5 separate regions of the Homo sapiens genome follow, and regions 1, 2, 4 and 5 are each linked to region 3. A link is a contact called in ENCODE Hi-C data. All regions are on one chromosome and are shown on one strand. Each heading gives the region's core, a stretch centred on a gene start or an enhancer-like site at or near the end of the contact. The rest is flanking DNA. Distances are from core to core; before and after follow the strand shown. Region 1 holds the start of ZNF571 (zinc finger protein 571). Region 2 holds the start of ZNF568 (zinc finger protein 568). Region 3 holds the start of ZNF224 (zinc finger protein 224). Region 4 holds the start of ZNF345 (zinc finger protein 345). Region 5 holds the start of ZNF569 (zinc finger protein 569).

Region 1 (2,700 bases), core at 76-2,575, 6.5 Mb after region 3:
GTCATATTATACTACAGTCCTGCAAGATGTTGTCATTGGAGAAGACTAAGTTGAAGATAACACACAATGTCTCTATTATTTCTTACAACCTCATATGAATCTACAATCATCTCAAATTTAAAAAAAAATTTAAGGAAGTTTTAAGAATTTCATTTTCAAATATTTGCTAGATGAATTAAGTTTTTACCCCCTTCAAATCTTGAAGGCAAATTAATGCTCCAGGTTGTACTGTTCAATAGGAAGACTATTAGCCATATATAGCTGTTTACATTTAGATTTATTAAAATTGAACACAATTTAAAAAATTCGTTCCTCAGTCAAACCAGCCACATTTCAATTTCTCAATAGCCATATGTAGCTAGTGGCTACTATATTGGAGAGCACAGATATAAAAAATGGAACTCAGTTTTGCAGAAATTCCTATTAAAAAGCATTGTTCCAAAGCGTTACACGACTGACACCCTCACTTTACAGGTGAGAAAACTGAAGCCAGGAGATATCACTATAATACAGCGCTGCACACAATCGTGCTCATTCTCACCATATTATGCTCACACACTTCTTTCCCCACATTCACTGCCACAGGCGAACTCTCAATGAATCATTCACTACATTTATATAATTTCATGGGAATCTATTTTAAATTCATGACCATGCAAAGAAAAATCAATTTCTTACAGGTTATAAGATACTCAGTCGCAGGCTGAATCTGATTAAACAGACATCAGTCACCCTCAAAGCTATAATCAAACCATTCCCAAGACCCTTCCGCACACAATACTAAATGCGCCACTAATAGCCTCAAGCATAATCTGACGCACATCACACAGGCATGGCCACTACCCACTCTGCACCCACAGAGGACACTCGGACACGCGCGCGCACAGACCCACACACACACGCACACACACACACATGGCCGCAAAGAATGCGTCACACTTCCGAACCCCGTTGAGCAGCAACCCGGTATCGTGGCCACTGCGTCACGGCCAGAGCTGTCAGAGAGAAATCCAGACCTTACCTGACAGCCTTTTGCAGCTCTTCTAGCCCGGGATGACATTCCCCTGAAGGCACCACGGCAAGACTCAACCTCTTTGTGTGAGATTCTCTGGAATTTCTGGGGCGTTACTTGAGTATAATGAAATAGGGTAGGCTCGGACCATAGTAGGGTAAGTCCCACAGTTCGAGCAAGGGAGCCTCAGGGATCGTTCTGTTCTGGAGCGCCGGACCCGATCTTAGCTGCTGGGCCTGCGCAGACACGATCCGGCCGGTTTCCAGTTGTAGACTACATTTCCCGAAGGCCCCCGCGTCGCTGCGCAACGTCGTACACTTACGCTGTTATGTCTTGACGCACGGAGCTTGTCTGCGCCGGCCAGGTGAGTGGGCGGCCTCACCGGGAACCGCTCGCAGCTTTTGGGTTGCTTCATCGAAAAAGTAGTTCTTGTATGGTGCTGGGAATACCGGTGTCCTGGCTGGGGCTCGGTGCTGACAGGAACGGGACGGTGCTCTGGCTAATTACTTATGGAAGTCGGCCTTGCGCTTGCGGAGGGGTGTCGGCACCGTCACTTTGGTTCTGGCAGTGGCGGGGGTGTGGTGCTGCTAGTTGTGTTCCTCCGCACCGAATTTATGAGTGTGCCCCTGGAGCCCCTGCCGCGGACAAAATCGGCACCATAACTTTGGGATAGGGAGGCTAGAAGGAGGCGGGTGTTACTAGTAGTGTTCCTCCGCCCTGGACGTGTGCGTGTGCGCTTGTGCGGCCGCGGGGTGGGCTCACCTGCCGCCTGTTAATGCTCCTAGCGCTTGGCCCCTCCCGGGCCGCAGTACTCCTCGTGTGACACGGACATCATTAAGCCAGCTGAGAATCGTGCGGTTACAGCTGCTGCAGTTTCTTTGCAGAGTAAGAGGCTCTTTTTGAAGTTTCCCTGATGGTGAGGCTTTACCCCTGGAAGTGTCTTAGGAAGAAGACCACTGTTAAAGATGTCCTATTCTAGCTTGACAGCCCTGTGGGGAAGACTAATCCCTTTCTAGAGGTTGGTGTTATCCTAAATTGTTTCGTCTGCTCCGAGAGCTCTGATGTTCTATGATGCTTATTTCTTTTCTCGGTTCTGCGTTTTCCAAGAGAGGCACCCAGAGGAAAAGAATATCGCACTTCTGAAAGTCTTGTGTGAAGTTCCTGTTTTCTTTCTAACCTCAAATTTCTTCCTTTCCGAAACGTTTTCTACCTCCAGCAACATCTTCCTAAGGAAGAACCAGCCATGCTAGTGACTGGTCCTTAGGCACCCCATAAATGATGCTGCGGGGATGGGATCATCAGTTTAGCTCTACTCCCCAGCCACACTACACCTCTCCTTTCCACCCAATGATACAGCAGTCCTTTCTGGTCTAAGATTTTTTTGTTTGTTTGTTTGCTTTTTGAGACGGATTCTCGCTGTGTCGCCCTGGCTGGAGTGCGGTGGTGCGGTCTCGGCTCACTGCAAGCTCCGCCTTCCGGGTTCACGCCATTCTCCTGCCTAAGCCTCCCGAGTAGCTGGGACTACAGGCGCCCGCCACCATGCCCGGCTAATTTTTTGTGTTTTTAGTAGAGACGAGGTTTCACCGTGTTAGCCAGGATGGTCTCGATCTCCTGACCTCGTGATCCACCCGCCTGGGCCTCCCAGAGTGCTGGGATTACAGGCGTGAGCCACCGCGCCTGGCCTGGTC
Region 2 (2,700 bases), core at 87-2,586, 7.2 Mb after region 3:
GCCACTGAACTATACTCACCTATTAAAATAACAGTCAAACAAGATAAACGGATGTAAGCCCAGCAATATGCTCTTTACAAGACACAGATCTGAAACATAAAGACACAAGGGGGTTAGAAAATGAAATTCTTAAGAAATACAATAAAACTTGAAAAGCAATATTATCAGACAAAAGAGAACCCGGACTAAAAGGCATTCACCAGGATAAAGAGGTATGTTTCTTAAGGTGGTAGACTGGAATTTTAGTCCAATTCCTCACACCCTCTAATAGATTATTATTCATACTCTTTGCGAGGTAACTTTGCTCTCCAACTGTGGGCATAATTGATTTTAGGCTTAGCCATGTGACTTGCTCTGGTTGAGGCAATCTCTCTTGCGCTCTGGTGACCCATCAGGAGCAGAGCATGCCCTGGCAACAAATGTCCTTTTGGCCTGAGACCCTGAAAGAACACATGCGGCGCAGATCTTAACTCGTCACGCAGCCTATCCACTCAGCCAAGCCCCACCTAGATCAGCTGAACACAGTCAATGCGCAAGCCTGTGAACAGGAGAGTAAGGACTTGCTGTTGTATGGCATTGAGTTCAGGGGTGGTTTTTAGACATAATTATTATCATGGCAATAGCTAACTAACATACATAAAAGCAGCAAGTCATAAGATAATAATGAACCTGAAAAGTTCGCCAAGGAATAGTGGAAAATTACAAAGGGCCAAGGGCTACTAGGGTAAAAAAGACAGCAAAGAAGACTACAGAGGAGTGGCCAACAAGGAGGGAGGATCAGTAGAAAACAAATAAGTGTTTTTCAAGCCGTTACCAACTGTGCCAAATGCTACAGAAAAGCCAGCTCAAGACAAGAACTACTAGACATATTACAATCACGCACACTTCGCCACGTTCACACTCGCTACAGCCTTAATCATAATCACACACATATCACACATTTCATCATAATCCCGCGCAACCAAATATCACAATCACCCCATCAGATTATTCGTGCCGTCACACTCACACACACAACCACACACCCACACTAACTCCCATCACAGTTTTTTGTCCCATCAACTGCAACCACTCACCATTAGCGTACCCTGAGCACTCCCCACTGCCGCTACTCGGGACACTCTGGGCCTTAGAGGATCCGTGTCCCGTCAACCGCGAGTCCCTTGCTCGCCCCCTGCTGCGGGGACTCGGCAGCGTCACCTGCCGGAAACACCCGAATGTTCATCCCGCGCGCAGTTTCTGAGATGCTGGGTGAAGGCGACCCGCAGATAGGTCTGTGACAGACGCCTAAAGCGCCGAACCATCCCTCCGCGCCAGCGACGTTTCCGAGGACAACACCTCCCAGCAGGCCCCGCGGCCCCACTCAACTTCCGGCCAGAACACATCTGCTTTCCTGTGTGAGGGTGAGGCTTGGGCCGGGTTCCCCGGGAGGCTCATCTCCATTGCGCAGCGCTACGGCGACCCGCAACTCCGAGGCTCGGCTGGATGTTGAGAGTTGAGGGAGCAGCCGTTTCGGGTGGGCCCAGGCGAGGAGCTGACAGGAATCGGCGTGGGTCCCGCTCTGGACTACATTTCCCAGAGGGCCTGGTGGCCTGCCACTTTTCTCGCAGGAATTCGAACGTTTCGTCACTCCTGGCGGGACCCTTAGATCTGGGAGGTGAGATATTTTGGTCCCCAGGAGAACTGGCTCAGGTCTGCAAGTTCCCATCCGGGATGACTGGAAAGGGCTTAGGTGAGGATACCGAAGACCGATGGGGAGCTGGCGCCTTGGGCCCCTGCGGGCGGAGCGGCCTGAAAGGTGGAGGTTGTGTTTGGGAGGCCGAGGCAGGAGGATCACGAGGTCAAGAGATCGAGACCATCCTGGCCAACATGGTGAAACCCCATCTCTACTAAAAATACAAAAATTAGCTAGGCATGGTGGCGCGCGCCTGTAATCCCAGCTACTCGCAGGCTGAGGCAGGAGAATCACTTGAACCCGGGAGGCGGAGGTTGCAGTGAGCCGAGATCGCACCACTGCACTCCAGCCTGGCGACAGGGCAAGACTCTGTCCCCACCCCACCCCACCCCCCCAAAAAAAGAGGGGAGGTTGTGAAATTGTCTGGGAGATAATAACACTGCGGCTTATGTGCGGATATGGGATACCTGTCACTGTGGGGGTTGTGGCTGTGTGTTCCCGTGGTGATGTGTGATTGTGACTCTGCGACAGTGTGGGGTGCCTACGATTGTGCAGCTGTAATTGTGTGTTTCCTATGGTGTGTATGTGATTGTAACTGTGTTGCCGTGTGTGGCTCCTTGTGGGCAGGTGAGACGTGCATGTCGCCTTAAGTGTGACTGTCCCTAAATGTATGTGGCATTCTGTGTATGAGTATGGGGTCCTGTCAACTATGCGATTGTGACTCCAGAACTCTGTCTCTAGGAAACCTCTCTGAGGTCTGGTCAGATTCCAACCCTGGACAGCAGTGAACACAACCTTTCCCCTGAGCCACTGGAATTGGACAGAATGCCCCATTCTCCTCTGATCTCCATTCCTCATGTGTGGTGGGTAATGGGGCTGGGGAAGAACTCTTACTTGACTAATCTGGGTACCAAGAAAAACCTGGTGTCTCACAGTTACTCTTCCCTCTCCCAATTTTACCTTTCTCCAGGTGTCACCCAGAAGAGGAGGAAAGAATGCATGATGAACTTCTACAAGCAGTATCC
Region 3 (2,700 bases), core at 192-2,691:
CAGGCGCCCACCACCACGCCCAGCTAATTTTTGTAATTATTTTTTAGTAGAGATGCGGTTTCACCATGTTGGCCAGGCTGGTCTCGAACTCCTGACCTCGTGATCCGCCCGCCTGGACCTCCCAAAGTGCTGGGATTACAGGCGTAAGCCACCGCGCCAGGCCCATTTTGTTCTTAATAAAGAAAAATAGAATGCTGTACAATGACATGGTTCTATAAGAATACAAAATATTTGTAATGATTGAAACAAAATAGTTGACAACATTTTTAGAAACTCAGAAAATTTCAAGCCCCTAAGTCTTGCTTTCCCCACCTAAGTCCAACTAGTTCCTCTGCCTCAGTGACAACGTATCCCAAGAGAAGATCAAATCAGGCTCTGACCCAGACTGCTTAGGTTCCAACCCCAGCTCCACCTCTCACTAGTCGGGTGCCTATGCGCTCTGTGTCTCACTTTCGTTTTTAAAATAGAAAAAAGCAATACTTCTCCACAGAGCCACGGTGTGGCGTAAATTTATTTGTATAAAGCCCTTAGAATGAAGTTACTAATTAAGACTTAATTATTATCGACCCCCATGCCCGAGGACACAACCTATACACTCTCGGTTGGGGTGAGCATCTCGGTCAAAGAGCCAAGGACCACTCACGTAGAGCTTTGCCCTCAGAAGCCAAGAAGTCCCTCCCTGCAGCTCTTCTGGAAAGGTCGGGTTGGGGAACGAGAAAGCTGTGAAACACCTTGACCGCGTCGCCGTCCCCCATAAAAGTTAAATGCTCCTTTCCCTTCATGAAAGTGGACGCAACCCTCGCTCTCCTAAAAAGAGGTCAGAAGGCTTCCGGGATCATCCAGCGTCCTGCAGGGATCAGGGAGAAGGGCCGAGGCCCCTGCAGCTGGAGCTCTGACCCCACCCGGTCCTTCGTGGGAAATTAACAAGAGACCACCAGTCACCAAGTGACAGGGACTGCTTTAAGGCTCTCATTTGTGTTACCTCTTCCAGTTCCCAAAACGATTCCATTAGGATGGCCCTAAAGTCCCCATTTTAAAGAACAGTAACGGGAAACCCAAGGAGATTAACACCCCAACGTTATATCGAGAAGAAGTGGCCACGCGCGTGGGGTGCAGGGGGCGGAGTGGGCGAGCTCAGAGCCCCGGAAACCCTGAAACCAGGTGAGACGCGACCCAACCAAGTACCAATGCCCCCGGGAAGCGAGGACAGACCCAAGCCCAAGAAGGTGCCACGGACGAGAACGCAAACAGCGGCCCTTGCCCCTCCAAACCTCTACTCTCCGACGAGGCCCCTTTTCCCCTAATTCGATCACCAGTTCTTTGAGGATCCAATGCGTAGGTCCAGGAAATTCAGAAGGGCCTGCAACGCGCGGAACTGCCCCAAACTATCGCGGAAAAACTGCAGCAACCTCAGTCCCCGAGCGGAAGTGTCCGCGACTCCACCGAATGTTTGGACTCCACTTCCCAGAATTCCCCGGGACCCGCCAGCCGGAGCCAAACTGACCGCGACTCCACTGAGCGTCTGGACTACACTTCCCAGAATTCCCTGGGACCCAACTGCCGGAGCTAAACCGACCGCGATTCCACTGAGGGTCTGGACTGTACTCCTGCAGCATTACACTCAAAGGGAAGTGTTGACGACTACTGGGAAGCCCTTGACCACTCTTCCCACGGGGAACGAATCTCGTACCCCCGAGCGCCTGTTGGGAAATGTGGACTTCTACCCTGAGAGTCGTCCTTCCCTCTCCCTGGGTGCCTAAGAGAAAATACCGTATAGAAAGGAATTCCTGAAGTCTAAACCCCTCTAGTGAGGACAGGAGTGTTACTGGAAAGGGAACAAGCGAGATGATACACTCTTCAAATAAGTTTTGCCAGTGGTAAGAAATGGCATGTAGTTTTAATTTATAACTCTTGTAAAGATGGCATATTCTTGCATATTTTCAGGTGTCATTATTACATTTTTTGTAAATTGTCCAGATGTTTTGCCCACTTTCTTATTGAGTTTTTGGTTTTATCCCTCACTTTTCAAGCACTGTTCTTATATTCATGATATTAACATTTTATCTCGCAAATATTTTCTCAACAAAAACGTTTTTTTTTATTGTTTTATCTATGCAAAACATTTTAATGTATTTTATTATTTAAAACATCTCTATTGAGGTGTAATGCACAAAACGTGAAATTCACCATTTTAGGATATATGTAGTACAAATAAAAAGTTAGGAAACATTTTCATCACCCCAAAAACCCCATACCCACTAAGCAGTCACTGTCTAACACTAATCTCTGTCCTATTGAATTACCTATTGTGGACATTTCATATAAATGGAATTATACATTATGGAACCTTTTGTTTCTGACACCTTTCACTTAGCATCCTGCTTCTTTTTTTTTTTTTTGAGACGGAATCTCAAAAAAAGTGCCAGGCTGGAGTGCAGTGGCACGATCTTAGCTCACTGCAACCTCCGCCTCCCGGGTTCAAGCGATTCTCCTGTCTCAGCCTCCCGAGTAGCTGGGACTACAGGCGCGTGCCACCACGCCTGGCTAATTTTTCTGTATTTTTAGTAGAGACGGGGTTTCACCGTGTTAGCCAGGATGGTCTCGATCTCTTGACCTCGTGATCCTCCCGCCTCGGCCTCCCAAAGTGCTGGGATTACAGGCGTGAGCCACCGCGCCCTGCCAGCATACTGCTTTTAAAGT
Region 4 (2,700 bases), core at 85-2,584, 7.2 Mb after region 3:
ATGTCCATCAAGAGTAGAAGGATAAGGCCGGGCACAGCAGCTCACGCCTGTAATTCTGTCTCAAAAAAAAAAAAAAAAAAAGAAAGAAAGAAAAAAAAAAGAAAAAGAAAAATTAAAACCATCTGACAAATCAGTAAGGGAAAATCAGGTGTGGGAGGTGGGGTTTGAAGACACCACATTTTCTCAAAATGGAAACTCCAGGGATCAGGTCATCTCATAGGCAAGAATTTTCAAGAGAAGGAAAGCAACTATGTCCTGACAAAGAAAAAGGGATTTTTCTTAAACAAGAGGACAGGACAAGCTACCTTGCAGGTGCCTTGTGGATGTTCAACAGCCATTCTTTACTCCTGTTCGGAGGCCTCTATCCAAGCAGGGCAGGGCTGAGGAAGGAGAAAGCAGTCAGGAAACATCAGGTTCTTCTGAGAGGGAGTTGGTTTGACTATGTCAGAAGTTATCTTTGCTCAGCCCCTACTGCCCATCACCTACAGAGGAAGGTCAGAGAAGTCTAGGGCATCCTGCTTAATCCGGGCATCACAGACAACGGTAGGGTCAATGCCGTTCTGGGCAGAACCTGTCCCTGAGCTCACAGGGGTCTCCAATGGCTGAAGTCACAAAGACAAAGACTCCCCATACCTACATTGGCTATACGGACACATAGTCACACAAACTCACTCACACCGCAGGGACATAAACGTCACAGGCACCCCAAACCTAAACACAACACACAATCACACACTCATACACACCACGGGGGTAGACACGGACACAACCACAGAGTCCGTGGGCATCTCTCAAATTCCCAGTGACATACACCTTGGGGTCACAATGACAACAAATTCACACGCACCCTCCATCAACAATATCACCAACGCGCGCGCACACACACACACGGAAGCAGCCACAAACCTCAAAATTAAGGCATACTACACACAGTTCGGCAAATGGTAGTAAACACACACACACACACCCCAAGGGGACATACAGTCACAACCGCGGTCCAGGAACCTCACACTCGCAAACACAGTGCCCAACCCGGTCACAATTAAACTCTACTCACACCCGCACAAACATAAACAAAAAGTCCTCCTCCCCGCCCTCACAGTTCCATACACGGTCGCACAGACACACGCCCCCAGTCACAACCGTACACACTCCTCACAATCGCTCCTTAGCCTGTTCCCCACGCAGCCCACACAGGTCGGGAGTTCCTGTCGCGCCAGGCTCCGAGCCGCCTCACTTACGCCTGTTCGGATAGGGTCAGCTCCGTTCTACTAGAATCCACACAAGTCGACCCTAGCTATCTCACAAAGCCCCAAGGCCGCTTGCCCAAATCCGCGGGAAGATCCCGCCCACTCCTCAAGAGACAATCTAGTTATCGCGGGAGAGTGCCCTGGGCCTAGAGGCTTCTGGGAAGTGTAGTCCAGAAAGCGACAGGTTGCCGAAAGCTACAGCCCAGCCATCCCGATTCCCCTGGCGCGGACTCTGGCACCAACAAAACTATCTCTTTGAGGTGAGCTGCCCATCGGAGCCTTCCGGGAGTCTCACCTGACAAGGAGTCCCTAGACCAAGCTTTAGTCAGGCTCCTCTGAGCCCTTTTTGCTTGGCCAGGCCTCCTCCATAGCCTGCGAACAGCACTTCAGCAAGAATCCAGCTAAGCCAGTTTAGTAACAATCCCCCCACTCTTGATACTTAACTTCCTCTTAGTAATTTAGCATCCTTTAACTCCTTCACCCAGCCCGTTAGCTATAAATCTCCAGCTGCTGTTGTATTGGAAGTTGACTATTGCAATAGTCTTTAACCAAGTCCTTCTTGCCTGTTTAAGTCCTCTGGGGCAAGCTTTCTTTCACCCCGCCCAGCCTCAGAGGGCGGCTCCCGGGCTTCCGCCCCTCCTCGGGAGACATACTGGACCGCAGGGTCTCCTGGGAAACGTAGTCCAAGCCTCGCCGGGGATAGATGGGCCCAACTAAAGTGTGCTGCGTTCTCTGGGTCCTGAGGCGGCAGTCTGGCCGCAGTGACCAGACTAACTGTGCCCCGGAGGCTGCTTGGAATTCCACTTAACGCTGGAAGCACGCAGACGCTCTTGAGGCGGGCAGCTGCGTAGCGTGTGGAGGAGCCGGGAGAGCGCACCCCAATGTGGCACCTGAGCGTCTGGGACCGAACCAGCATGGGGAGTCGGAAGGGGACAAATCCGCGATCCCAGTCATGCATGTGAGACTGGGCAAAGGAAGGCTCGAGTGTGTGTGAGACCGCGGTGGGCCTGCTTGTGCTGGTGGGATGAGGGGTGTCTGGGTAGTTGAGTGAAAGAAACCGCGTGCGGGTCAGATTGGTGTGTGTGTGAGAGAAGTGAGGTCAAGATGTGTGCAGCTTTGGGCGTGGGGAGGTCATATTGAGTGTGTGGAGGTGGGGGGGGCAAGATCGTGTATGGATCTGTGTATGAGTGTGTGTAATCACCTGAATGTGGGTCACTGCGTGGGTAGCTGATACTATGACTGTGGAGGAATCTGAACCTCCAAGTCTCATTTTCTCTTTAAATTGTGATAACAAGGTTGTATCTTCCTGGTGCAGCAGTTTTAAAGGGGGGAAGCTCCATTACTGATATAATAAAATAGCATTTTTTATGTAAACATTTAACATTCAGACATTTCTTCTGAACTAGAGTACAAAATCAGTTATGAGTACTCCAAGTAGTTTAAAAAAGAA
Region 5 (2,700 bases), core at 166-2,665, 6.6 Mb after region 3:
GGTAAACTGCGCAAGCGCACTACACTCCTGGCAGTCTCCCACCCGCTACCCTCAGCCTGGCACGGTGGCTCACGCCTGTAATCCCAGCACTTTGGAAGGCCAAGGTGGGCAGATCACGAGGTCAGGAGTTCGAGACCAGCCTGACCAACATGGTGAAACCCCGTCTCTACTAAAAATACAAAAAAATTAGCCGGGCGTGGTGGCACGCGCCTTAAGTCCCAGCTACTCAGGAGGCTGAGGCAGAAAAATTGCCTGAACCTGGGAGGCGAAAGGAGGCGGAGGTTGCAGTGAGCCGAGATCGCGCCACTGCACTCCAGCCTGAGCGACAGAGCAAGACTCCGTCTTAAAAAACAAACAAACAAAAACCTCGTGACCTCAAATGATCCGTGCGCTTTGCCCACCCAAAGTGCTGGGATCACAGGCGTGAGCCACCGCGTCCGGCCTATTATCTCTTTATTAAAGGTATTAAGACCGGCCCCGTGCGGCTCATGCCTGTAATCCTAGCACTTTTTGAGGCCCAGGCGGGAGGATCGCTTGAGCTCAGGAGTTCGAGAGCAGCCTGGGCAACATAGCGAGACCTTATCTCTACTAACAAACAAACAAAAATCAGCCGGGCGGAGTGTCCCTTGATTGTGGTCCCAGTTACTCGGAAGGCCGAGGCAGAGAATCGCTTGAGCCCGGGAGTTCGAGGCTGCAGTGAGCCAACATCGCGCCGCTGCACTCTCCAGCCTGGGCAACAAAGTGAGGCTCTGCCTCAAAAAAAACAAAACAAACAAAAAAAAAAAAACACGAAAGGCATAGAGAAGTTAAGTACCTAGTCTGAGATGACACAGCTAGTAAGGCCAAGTCTGTTTAGAAGTCAGGCGGTCTGGCCACACTACTTTTCGCTCACGATCCCGGGTCATGAAATCCAATAACACTGTCACACTCACAATCGAGAAGTCCAGAAAGAACAAATACATGCACATTGTCTCTGACAAAACTGCAAGGTCAGAATCAAACAGCCACGAGAATATAAAACGCGACCATGGTCACACAAAAGGTCGCATATTCGCACGACCTCAGATGTCACTGGACAGGGTCTCTCGCCCTGGAAACCCCACTCCAAATTCCATGGCCGAAGTTTCACACATACAGTCACACTACGTCACTCCTCCCTCTTCTAGCCGCTGTCAGGACCTTAAGGCTCCAGCTGACCCGGCCTTCACTGGCCCTGGAGCTCTCACCACCTTCACCCCGCTGTATTCTAGCCTCAGGTAGAGACCCAAAAAGACGGAACTAAACACACTGAGCCGGGCTTCCTTCACGGACCTTGCGAACCTGCAGCTCCAGCCGACTGTAAGAAGGAAGTGCCTTTTTGCAGGTGGGGTCGGGGAAGTAGGGCCGCGAAGGCCTCTGGGAAATGTAGTTCGGCGCAGGAAGCAGCGGAACGATTCGATTCTTCTCAGCACCAAGTTGCGCTCCCAATCTCTCAGAGCTGGGCTCGCGGGAGGCCGCTCGTGCAAAACCTAGGCTGAGCTCCCCTGCGCGGAGCTGTGAGCCCTGGAACACCGTGGTCTGCTTCTCAGGACGCGCAAACAGTGAAGCCAGTCCCGCCCGGGTGAGCCGCGGGGGCCTCTGGGAAGCGTCGCCCCTGGTGTAACGGACCGAGACTTGTGGCGCTCTCAGCCACCGACAGCGCCGGCCTCAGTGCCGCCTCTGTCCCAGCCCGCGCCGGCTCTGCCACTTTGGCAGCGTTAAGTGTGGAATCGGGGCCTGTGTCCGCGGGCTTGGTGGTGAGTCCTCGGGAAACCGCTAGCTCTGAGCGCCGGACTCTTTGTGCTGGGTGGGAGTGGGGGCCCGCGGTCCTGGTGCCCCAATCTTTGGAGGAGGACGCCGGGCGGGGCGATGCCTGTGCTTGTGGTTCCCTGAGGCAGTGGGAGTGGCGTGTGAAGGACTGTGAGAGTCTGGCGTGAAGTGACTGTCATTTGCCAGACATTCGTCTGGCTGAGTGTGGCCCCGGGATCGTGTCCGTAAGCGGATTTCGTGGAGGCGCTTTCCCTTTTATCTTTCAGTATGAACCTGCGTGCAAACGTGCATGACAGTGGGATCTTGAATGAATGAAAAACTGTGGATACAAGGTAGGGTGTGCTTGTGGGTGTAGATGTGTGAGACTTGGCGTTTGTGCCAGCGCTGCATGTCTTTAGCTTTGGTCATTGGAAATACGTTGTTTTTTTGTTTTTGTTTTTGAGATGGAGTTTCGCTCTCGTTGCCCAGGCTGCTGGAGGGCAATGGCGCGATCTTGGCTCACCGCAACCTCCGCCTCCTGGGAAGAAGCAATTCTCCTCCCTCAGCCTCCCGAGTAGCTGGGATTACAGGCGCACCACCACGCCTGGCTAATTTTGTATTTTTAGTAGAGACGGGGTTTCTCCATGTGGGTCAGGCTGGTCTCGAACAACTGACCGCAGGTGATCCACCCGCCTCGTTCTCCCAAAGTGCTGAGATTACAGTCGTAAGCCACCGCGCCCGGCCGGAAATATGTTTTTATATGAAACATCGATATCCCCAACACTTTAATATTTATTTATTTTTAATTTTATTTTCGTGTATTAGCTACGTTGTTTTGTGTACTTACTAAACTCATTCTCCTCCTTCCCTACTCCACCCCATTTGGGGAGTGGAGTGGGGTGGAGAAAAATACAGAAAAGCTCGAAGAACAAA

Evidence for each region. A loop is a pair of places that touch in the nucleus more often than their neighbours do. Pooled maps may share reads with other maps.
Region 1: a loop to region 3 is called in a pooled map, with 17 times the contacts of the local background. The contact joins the promoter of ZNF571 here to the promoter of ZNF224 in region 3. A Hi-C loop is called at or near these places in 4 of 50 pooled maps.
Region 2: a loop to region 3 is called in a pooled map, with 9 times the contacts of the local background. The contact joins the promoter of ZNF568 here to the promoter of ZNF224 in region 3. A Hi-C loop is called at or near these places in 5 of 50 pooled maps.
Region 4: a loop to region 3 is called in a pooled map, with 14 times the contacts of the local background. The contact joins the promoter of ZNF345 here to the promoter of ZNF224 in region 3. A Hi-C loop is called at or near these places in 6 of 50 pooled maps.
Region 5: a loop to region 3 is called in a pooled map, with 14 times the contacts of the local background. The contact joins the promoter of ZNF569 here to the promoter of ZNF224 in region 3. A Hi-C loop is called at or near these places in 12 of 50 pooled maps.

The regions. Positions count from the first base shown.
Region 1 is chr19:37,593,417-37,596,116 of GRCh38, reverse strand. ZNF571 (zinc finger protein 571) reads left to right here and starts at 1,325. Exons shown (of 4, transcript NM_016536.5): 1 at 1,325-1,376. It overlaps ZNF540 (zinc finger protein 540), which reads right to left and starts at 1,241. Exons shown (of 5, transcript NM_001172225.3): 1 at 1,022-1,241. RefSeq lists enhancers at 764-813, 1,044-1,163, 1,204-1,403, 1,000-1,682, 1,634-1,683 and 2 more.
Region 2 is chr19:36,914,968-36,917,667 of GRCh38, reverse strand. It overlaps ZNF568 (zinc finger protein 568), which reads right to left and starts at 1,336. Exons shown (of 7, transcript NM_198539.4): 1 at 1,077-1,336; 2 at 20-89. It overlaps ZNF829 (zinc finger protein 829), which reads left to right and starts at 1,377. Exons shown (of 6, transcript NM_001037232.4): 1 at 1,377-1,657; 2 at 2,417-2,538; 3 at 2,646-2,700. The coding sequence starts at 2,501. RefSeq lists enhancers at 1,252-1,631, 1,692-1,741.
Region 3 is chr19:44,093,102-44,095,801 of GRCh38, reverse strand. It overlaps ZNF224 (zinc finger protein 224), which reads right to left and starts at 1,441. Exons shown (of 6, transcript NM_001321645.3): 1 at 1,272-1,441. RefSeq lists an enhancer at 1,522-1,631.
Region 4 is chr19:36,849,510-36,852,209 of GRCh38, reverse strand. It overlaps ZNF345 (zinc finger protein 345), which reads right to left and starts at 1,334. Exons shown (of 3, transcript NM_001242472.2): 1 at 1,242-1,334; 2 at 306-380. It also overlaps a transcript of ZNF790 not described here. RefSeq lists an enhancer at 1,572-1,811.
Region 5 is chr19:37,466,159-37,468,858 of GRCh38, reverse strand. ZNF569 (zinc finger protein 569) reads left to right here and starts at 1,415. Exons shown (of 6, transcript NM_152484.3): 1 at 1,415-1,775. It also overlaps a transcript of ZNF570 not described here. RefSeq lists an enhancer at 1,545-1,594.